Regions from separate parts of the Homo sapiens genome. Here region 2 is linked to region 1. A link is a loop called in an ENCODE intact Hi-C map of the cell type or tissue named here. Cell type or tissue: breast epithelium. All regions are shown on one strand. Each heading gives the region's core, and the rest is flanking DNA. Links, peaks and the distances in the headings are about the cores only.

Region 1 (4,392 bases), core at 5-4,004:
TGGGCTCAGCTGATTTCTCTGCCTGAGTGTCTCAAGGCTGCAACTCCGCTGGAAACAGGGTTTCATTCCTTTCTGGAAGCTCTGGGGGAGAGTCTACCTGCAAGAGCATGCAGTTTGTTGGCAGAACTGAGTTCCATTTGGCTGTATGAGGTTGTATGTTCCATAAGGTCCCCCTTTCTTGCTGATAGAGGCTGCAGATTGTTCTCATTCTAGAGGCTGTCCACATTCCTTGGCTCAGCTGCCCACATTCCTTGGCTCATGGCTCTCTTCTTCCATCTTCAAAGCCAGCAACAATGGTCGACTTTGAATTTCCTCTGGATTTCCCTTCCCTACCACATCTCTAACTCTCTTCTCACTCTTCCACTTTTAAGGGCCCATGTGATTGCATTGCATCCACCTGGATAGTCCTGGATGCTCTCCCTGTCCTAAGTTCTATTACCTTAAATTTTATCTGCAAAATCTCCTTTGCCATGTGACAAAACATATTCATGGGTTCCAGGAATTAGGGTAATTATTTGGCCCATTATACTGACTATCAACAAAATCCAGGCAGGAGCTAGAGAAACACTGTTAAAAATTTTTAAGTAGTTTCAACTGTGACCTACAAAAATGACTGCTTTCATGCCAGCAAAACTGGCTACATAATTTTCAGGGTCCAGTGAATTTAAAATTATATTATTAAAATAAATACTATAAATATATATTTTCATATATGTGTCTGTGTGTGTTGTGTTTTAAAATTTTGTGTTTTTAATGTTGCAGGTCCTCGGGCTTGGGGGATAGTGGAGAAGTGAGCGAGGACTCTCACAGGCCCCTAGGAGAATTGGTGTATATGTCCCCTGGCTGCTGGGTTCCTCTGCTTTCTTGTCAGTTACTGGACCAACGCAGCATGTTATAGCTTGGGACAGAGAAGTGGAGTCAGGCATCTCCCCTTCCCAGGGGCCAGCTGCCCTAAGCCATTGTGGATGGGTAACTCCCAAGGGTATTGCAGCTTCCATGTTGGGATGCCCTAGATAACTGGATAGAGGGTGAATAAAAGGCTCATTCCTGCCAAGTCCCTTCCAGCTGTGCTGTGGTGCTGGAAGCCCCGAGTGGGGGTGCACCCATGCCCTGGCCCCCAATGCCGTGAAGCACATGTGTCCAGCCCAACCCCCTGCCTTGTCCAGGTCCAGGCACTGCCGGGCATGGCGGGAAGCAGTATTCACAAGGTAGGAGGGTAAGGAAGAGAAAGCCACGTGGGGCTGGGGGAGCCAGGACATGGGACACAGGAAGCTGAGAGCTCATCCAGGGGAGAGAGGGAAGGCAGTGGCAGGAGGGACTGCACTCGAGCTGAGCCTTCAAGCCCTCAGCACATACTCCATGGTCCCATAGATGTCAGTTACGAAACACAAATTCAAAGCTAAAATTATTAAAAGTTTCGATACGGAAGTCACAAAGCATTATACCCCATACACAGGTCATTCTGAGCACAGGGCCCCATGTGACCGCACTGGTCATACAGCCCCAAAGCCACCCTGCATGCCAGGATGAAGTCTCATCAGCACATGTAACTCTGTGGTTGCTCACAGCTGTACTTCATCTGCTTAAGATCCTGCCCGGGAACTAAGCTCTGGAAAGGATGAGGTTTGAGCAGCCAGTGTTACTCCATCAACTCTGCTTCCCTTCAAATCAGCAATGTCCCTAGGGCCACTTCACGCTTAACGAGCCATGGTGGCCCTTGTGCTTTCACACCAGATGCATGCCTTGGCCTAGAGTGCAGAACCACTGACTGGCCAGCAGGAGACAAAGCCCCTTCCCTACAGTGCACCTGTGGTGTTCCATTTCCACAAGGCAGGGATGTTCATGAGTATTAGTCCATTTTCACACTGCTCTAAAGAACTACCTGAGACTGGGTAATTTATGAAGAAGAGAGGTTTAATTAATTTACAGTGTCACAGGCTTAACAGGAAGCATGACTAGGGAGCCTCAAGAAACACACAATCATAGCACAAGGTGAAGGTGAGCAAGAATGTCTTACCATGGCAGAGCAGGAGAGAGAGAGATGGTGATCGAAGAGGGAAGTGCAACACTTTTAAAACAACCAGATCTCGTGAGAACTCACTCACTGTCATGAGAACAGCAAGGGGGACGTCTGCCCCCGTGATTCAATCACCTCCCACCAGGCCCCTCCCCCGACACGTGGGGATTACAGTGCTGGATAAGATCTGGGTGGGGACACAGAGCCAAACCATATCACCATGCAAAGCACATACACTCAGCTCTTTTTAGGAGGAAACTCGGTATGCATGAAATTGAATTTCATCCATGAAAGCAATTCAATTGAATCTCACAGTCCTCATAAGGTATTTATTTAAGGCAAGTCAAAGCTATTCAGTAGGGCATACAACAAATCAGGTTACTTCCTTGCTAAGAAGAGTTACCTCAACACCGCTGACACACTCCCATGCCAATAAGAACATGAGATGATTCAGTAAAAATTCAGCAATGCCTTGGTCTCGCTAAGTGTTCCTGTCAACCACCAGAATGTAGGCACCATAGTTCTTGTAGCAGGTTGGAAGCAGCAGAGGGTTCAATTAAAAAAGGGAATCATCCATGACTGATGACTAATAATGTGGCAGTAATTGTAACATTTAAAAAATTGCCATCTATAATCAAAAATGCCTTCTAGGAGAGTGGATCCTGGGAGAATGAAAGGCTTTTTGCTTCTGCCAAATTCTTAAATGGACTTGGATATGCAGAGTTTGACCTGGAGCTAAACTTTGGTGGAAGGGACAGAAGAAACTGAAATTGGAAGAATTTGGTTTTGCTCCCAAGAGGGGAGACAGCAGAGGCATTGGGTGAAAAGCTGGAGCCTGCATTATAGACAAATGCCAAGAGTTTGTTTTTTTTTTTTTTTTTTTTGAAACAGGGATGTCCTGAATGCAATATTAAGTTGTGTCTGTTGCTGTAGTAACAGGATGATACAGAAATACTGATTGAGATTCATTCTTGACCCCAGGGGTTACAAAATGGTACGGGGGATAACAATAGGTACAGGGCACTATAGAGAACAAAGTACCCAGATTCTCCAGGCTCATTAAGGCTACCGGCATTGATATGGAATCTGTGTTGACAATGAGCTAGCCTAGCAGGGTGACCAACTCTTGCCATGAGCGGTCGCATCAAGATAGGCCCGTGGGCAGTAAAGGATTAACCTTGTCCAAGGGAAAGGTGTGTCCCTTGCTAAACTCCTGGGAGTTAACCTCTGTGTCTTAGAAATATTCTACCTGATAAGAATGTCTTCGTTTATCTGGGAGTCTTGGGCCAGGTAGTATCAGCTTAACCTCTAAAGGCTGGACACTGAAGTCAGCCACGTGGGCTGTCAGCCATGCCTACATGACTGGCCCCCAATAAAAACCTTGGATGCCATGGCTTGGGTGAGCTGCCCTGGTTAGTAATGCTCTGTGAACGTTGCCGCATGTCATTCCTGGAAGAAGGAAGTGCTGCTCCCTGGCTCCACTGGGAGAGGACAACCAGAAGCTCACGCCTGGTCTCTCATGGACTCTGCTCTGTACACCTCTTCCTATTATAGGAATTATTAAGAGATTATTTTAGGCAGATAGTGAGGAAAAGGGGTCCTTAGGAAGTTTTTGTTTCTTTTAAAGCAGCTCCAGAAACATTTCTTGTCTAGCAGAAAAGCCCTGGTTCTTAGAGCCGGGCAGGCAACCTTTGATATGCAAATGCTGGCCATTAGAAACTGGGTCCACCCAAACATGGCGATTCCTACCGTGATCCTCTTGCCCTTGCCCTGACATATGCCTGGCAACATGGCCGCCCCCACATATCTCCACGTATGTAGAACATCGTGGCGCCCTGTATTTGCACATTAAAAGGCTAGGGTGGGAGGGCTAGTTTTTTCGTGGGCTACGTAGATGACGTGCCTGGTCACACCAATCCCCTAAGCCCTATGGAAATCAGGCACCGCCTCCTCCAGCCTCCTCATATAAGCAACCACTTTTCTGCCACACGGGGTTTTCTCTTTGTTTGGATCCCCCGTCTCTGTCTCTGTACAGGGGAGCTGTTTTCTTCTTCCTTCCTTCTTTCTTGCCTATTAAACTCTCCACGCCTTAAAACCACTGCGTCCGTGTTGTTTTATCCAATTTGACTTGAGAGGAAGAACCCTGGTGTTCCTCCACTCATCAGAGCCGTATCATTTCCTCTGCTGATTTTAGTCTGTGTTCCTCCATTGTAACAAATTGTAACTGCAAGTATAGCAACTCTTCTGAGTTCTGTGAATCCTTCGAGAGAATCAACGGAAGTTGACGGTGGTCTTGGGGACCCCCTGAACTGCAGCCTGTCTCTTCTTCCCACCAGATGAGCTCCGAGGAAAGAAAGGGTGAGGAGAACATAGCA
Region 2 (4,392 bases), core at 326-4,325, 700 kb after region 1:
GCCAAGAGATGGAAGCAGGTAGAGATGATCCAGATATTGAAGTTAGCTAGAAAGACTTCAAAATAACTATAATTAATATGTTAAAGAAAAGAGGGGTAAAGATTGACAATGAGAATGAAAAGATGAAGTATAAAATCAGAGAATTAGAATCTTTTTTAAAGAGAATTAAGTAGACATTCAATATTTGTAAAATACAATATCAGAAATTAAGAATTTATCAGCTGGATTCACAGTGCAAAAGAAAACAAGATTAATTAATTTGAAGACAGGTCAGAGGAATATATCCAAACTGAAACACAGAGAGAAAAAATAACAGTCACCTTAAATATATTATTTGGGAGATACTCCCCTCATTCACTCCTCTTTTTATTCTCCTTTCTCCCAGGCAACTTATTTTTTCTAATAAGAAAAAGCAGGTGAGAGTGGGATGTAAAATAATACGTGGCTATGGCCGGGCACAGTGGCTCATGCCTGTAATCCCAGCACTTTGGGAGGCCAAGGCAGGCGGATCACCTGAGGTCAGGAGTTTGAGACCAGCCTGACCAACATGGAGAAACCCCGTCTCTACTAAAAATACAAAAAAATTAGCTGGGCGTGGTGGCACATGCCTGTAATCCCAGCTACTTGGGAGGCTGAGGCAGGAGAATTGCTTGAACTTGGGAGGCGGAGGTTGTGGTGAGCCAGGATCATGCCATTGCACCCCAGCCTGGGCAACAAGACCGAAACTCTGTCTCAAAAAAAAAAAACAAACAAAAAAAAACAACTTGGTTGGGCACAGTGGCTCACGCCTGTAATCCTAACACTTTGGAAGGCCGAGGTGGGAGGACGCCTTGAGCCCAGGAATTCAAGACCAGCCTGGGCAACACAGGAAAACTCCATCCCTACAAAAAACACAAAAATTTACAAAAAAACACAAAAATTTAGCTGTGTGAAGTGGCATGTGCCTGTAATCCTAGTTACTCAGGAGGCTGAAATGAGAGGATCCCTTGAGCCTGGGCATTCTAGCCTGGGCAATAGAGCAAGACTCTGTCTCAAAAATAAAATAAAATAAAAATTTAAAACAAAATATACCAAGAGAAGCTTGGAAAAAAAATTTGCTCTAATCAAAGTCAAACGACAAACTGGAAAAATACCTACCAATCATATCACAGATATAATTTCTGTAAAATACAAAAGGATCTACAGGCTGGGTGTGGTGGCTCACACCTGTAATCCTAGAACTTTGGGAGGCTGAGGTGGGAGGATTGCTTGAGTCCAGCAGTTCAAGATCAGCCTCGGCAACATGGCAAGATCCCTTCTCTATCATTTAAAAAGTAAATAAATAAAAGGACCCATAAATCAATATGAAAAAGGCCAACATGCCAACAGAAAATGCGCTAAAGGAAACACAATGGTTCTTAAATATATGAAAAGATTCTCCATCTCACTCAAAGCAAAATAGTAACTAAATCTATAAAACACCATGTTTCATCAGTTTGGAAAGACCATTAAGTTTGATAACACATGACTCAGCAAAGGTATGGACAAAAGGGGCTCTCACTAGAGTTTTCAGAGATCTACTCTCCCAAACATACATCACTCTGCCATTCCTAGAGTCTGGCCTTTCTCCTCCTGATCCAAGATAGCTATCATCCAGTCATTTCACATCCATTTCAAGAAACATACTTCCCTTTCAGGAAGACTTACCCAAAGTACCACACAACACTTCTGCTTACATCTCAATTATCAAATATTAGTCATAGAGCTATATCTAACAGCAAGCCTGGGAATCTTGTAGCTTGGTTGCCACATAGCCAGCTAAAAGTGACACTTTGCAAGAGAGCGACAGAAATGGATTTTTGTTAGGCAATTAACATTCTCTGCCATGCCTACTTCTTTGATTGCCAAATATTGATACACGCTTTCTCATATACAGAACACAATGAATCTCTCCCAGGGATACAGTTCTCAAATTTCATCCAGATACTGCATCCAGGTCAAAGTTCAGGAACTCTGGGAAATATGTACCTTCCATCTGGTACAGACAGCATCTCATGGTCCAGCAATCAAAAAACTTAAAAATGAGTTAACTGCCCCCAACTTACCCAACATACAAAGGTGGAGTAGGAGCAAGATTAAAACATTGAGGCCAGGCGCAGTGGCTCACGCCTGTAATTCCAGCATTTTGGGAGGCTGAGGCAGGCGGATCACCTGAGGTCAGGAGTTCGAGACTAGCCTGACCAACATGGAGAAACCCCATCTCTACTGAAAATACAAAATGAGCCAGGTGCGGTGGTGCATGCCTGTAATCCCAGCTACTTAGGAGGCTGAGGCAAGAGAATCACTTGAACCCAGGAGGCAGAGGCTGCAGTGAGCCGAGATCGCGCCACTGCACTCCAGCCTGGGCAACAAGAGCGAAACTCCGTCTCAGGAAAAAAAAAAAAAAAAAAAAAAAGATTAAAACATTGAAACTGCCCACCAGGAAAGGGGAGAAAGGAAAGCCTGCTATAGTCACTGGTCTACAGCAATATTAAATCTTATGGGGCAGGAAGAGTGACTTCCTTCCCAGGCAGTACCTGGGACCTTCAGTTGTGCTCTCTGGGAAACTCCTTTGGAGGCTTCTAGTTTTGCCCTCTGAGGTTGTTTCTTGTCCACTATCTTCTGTGGCCTCATCTTAAATAGGCATTAGGGAGCATCAGCGAGCTGCAGACCTTCCATAGCTCACTCTTTATTAGTGGTTGTATTAGTCGGTTTTCACACAGCTGATAAAGACAAACCCGAGACTGGGCAATTTACAAAAGAGGTTTAATTAGACTTACAGTGCCATGTGGCTGGGGAGGCCTCATAATCATGGTGGAAGGCAAGGAGGAGCAAGTCATGTCTTACATGAATGGCAGAAGGCAGAAAGAGAGCTTGTATAGGGAAACTCCCATTTTTAAAACCATCAGATCTCATGAGACTCATTCACTATTATGAGAACGATGCATGATAGACCTGACCCCATAATTCAATCATCTCTCACCGGGTTCCTCCCACAACACATGGCAATTGTGGGAGTTACAATTCAAGATGAGATTTGGGTGGGGACACAGGCAAACCATGTCATTCCACCCCTGGCCCATCACAAATCTCATGTCCTCACATTTGAAAACCAATCACACCTTCCCAATAGTCCCCCAAAGTCTTAACTCATTTCAGCATTAACTCAAAAGTCCACAGTCCAAAGTCTCATCTGAGACAAGGCAAGTCCCTTTCGCCTATGAGCCTATAAAATCAAAAGCAAGGTAGTTACTTCCTAGATATTTAGAGGTACAGGCACTGGGTAAATGTACCCATTCCAAGTGGGAGACATTGGTCAAAACAAAGGGGCTACAGGCCCCACACAAGTCCGAAATCCAGCAGGGCAGTCAAATCTTAAAGGTCCAAAATGATCTCCTTTGACTCCATGTCTCACATCCGGGTCACGCTGATGCAAGAGGTAGGTTCCCATGGTCTCGGGTAGCTCTGCCTCTGTGGCTTTGCAGGATACAGCCTCCCTCCCAGCTGCTTTCATGGACTGGCATTGAGCATCTGTGGCTTTTCCAGGCATGTGGTACAAGCTGCCAGTGGATCTATCATTCTGGGGTCTGGAGGATGGTGGCCTTCTTCTCACAGCCCGACTAGGTGGTGCCCCAGTAGGGACTCTGTGTGGGGGATCCCACCCCACATTTCCCTTCTGCACTGCCCTAGCAGAGGCTGTCCATATGAGGAACCCATCCCTACAACAAACTTCTGCCTGGGCATCCAGGCATTCCCGTAGATCTTCTGAAATCTAGGCAGAGGTTCTTAAACCTCAATTCTTTTTTTGTTTGTTTGGTTTGTGTTTTTTGTTTTGTTTTTTTGAGATGGAGTCTTTGCTCTGTCGCCCAGGCTGGAGTGCAGTGGCACGATCTCGGCTCCCTGCAAGCTCCGCCTCCCAGGTTCACGCCATTCTCCTGTCTCAGCTTCCCAAGTAGCTGGGACTACAGGCACCTGCCACCACGCTTGGCTAATTTTTTTGTATTTTTTAGTAGAGACAGGGTTTCACCGTGTTAGCCAGGATGGTCTTGATCTCCTGACCTTGTGATCCTCCTGCCTCAGCCTCCCAAAGTGCTGGGATTACAGGCGTGAGCCACCATGCCCAGCCTTAAACCTCAATTCTTAACTTACGTGCACTCACAGGCACAACATCACATGAAAGCTGCCAACGCTTGAGGCTTCCACCCTCTGAAACCATGGCCTGAGCTCTATGTTGGCCCCTTTCAGCCATGGCTGGAGCAGATGGGACACAGGGCACCAAGTCCCTAGGCTCCACACAACACGGGACGCTGGGCCCAGCCCACGAAACCACTTTTTTCTCCTAGGCCTCCAGGCCTGTGATGGGAGGGGCTACAG

Evidence for each region. Peaks named below come from ENCODE experiments on the same cell type or tissue, not always from the same donor. Only the 100,000 strongest peaks of a DNase experiment are listed, where the experiment ranks them.
Region 2: it touches region 1 in a loop (7-fold over the local background); 1 of 110 quality-filtered maps calls a loop at or near these places.

Annotation. Positions count from the first base shown.
Region 1 is chr7:22,092,979-22,097,370 of GRCh38, forward strand. No RefSeq gene overlaps it. Among named protein-coding and RNA genes, the nearest start is that of CDCA7L, 150 kb to the left of the region's middle. In breast epithelium, for the core only: no CTCF peak of the experiment used is centred there; no DNase peak of the experiment used is centred there; H3K27ac peaks cover 302 bases.
Region 2 is chr7:22,792,281-22,796,672 of GRCh38, forward strand. No RefSeq gene overlaps it. Among named protein-coding and RNA genes, the nearest start is that of TOMM7, 28 kb to the right of the region's middle. In breast epithelium, for the core only: no CTCF peak of the experiment used is centred there; no DNase peak of the experiment used is centred there.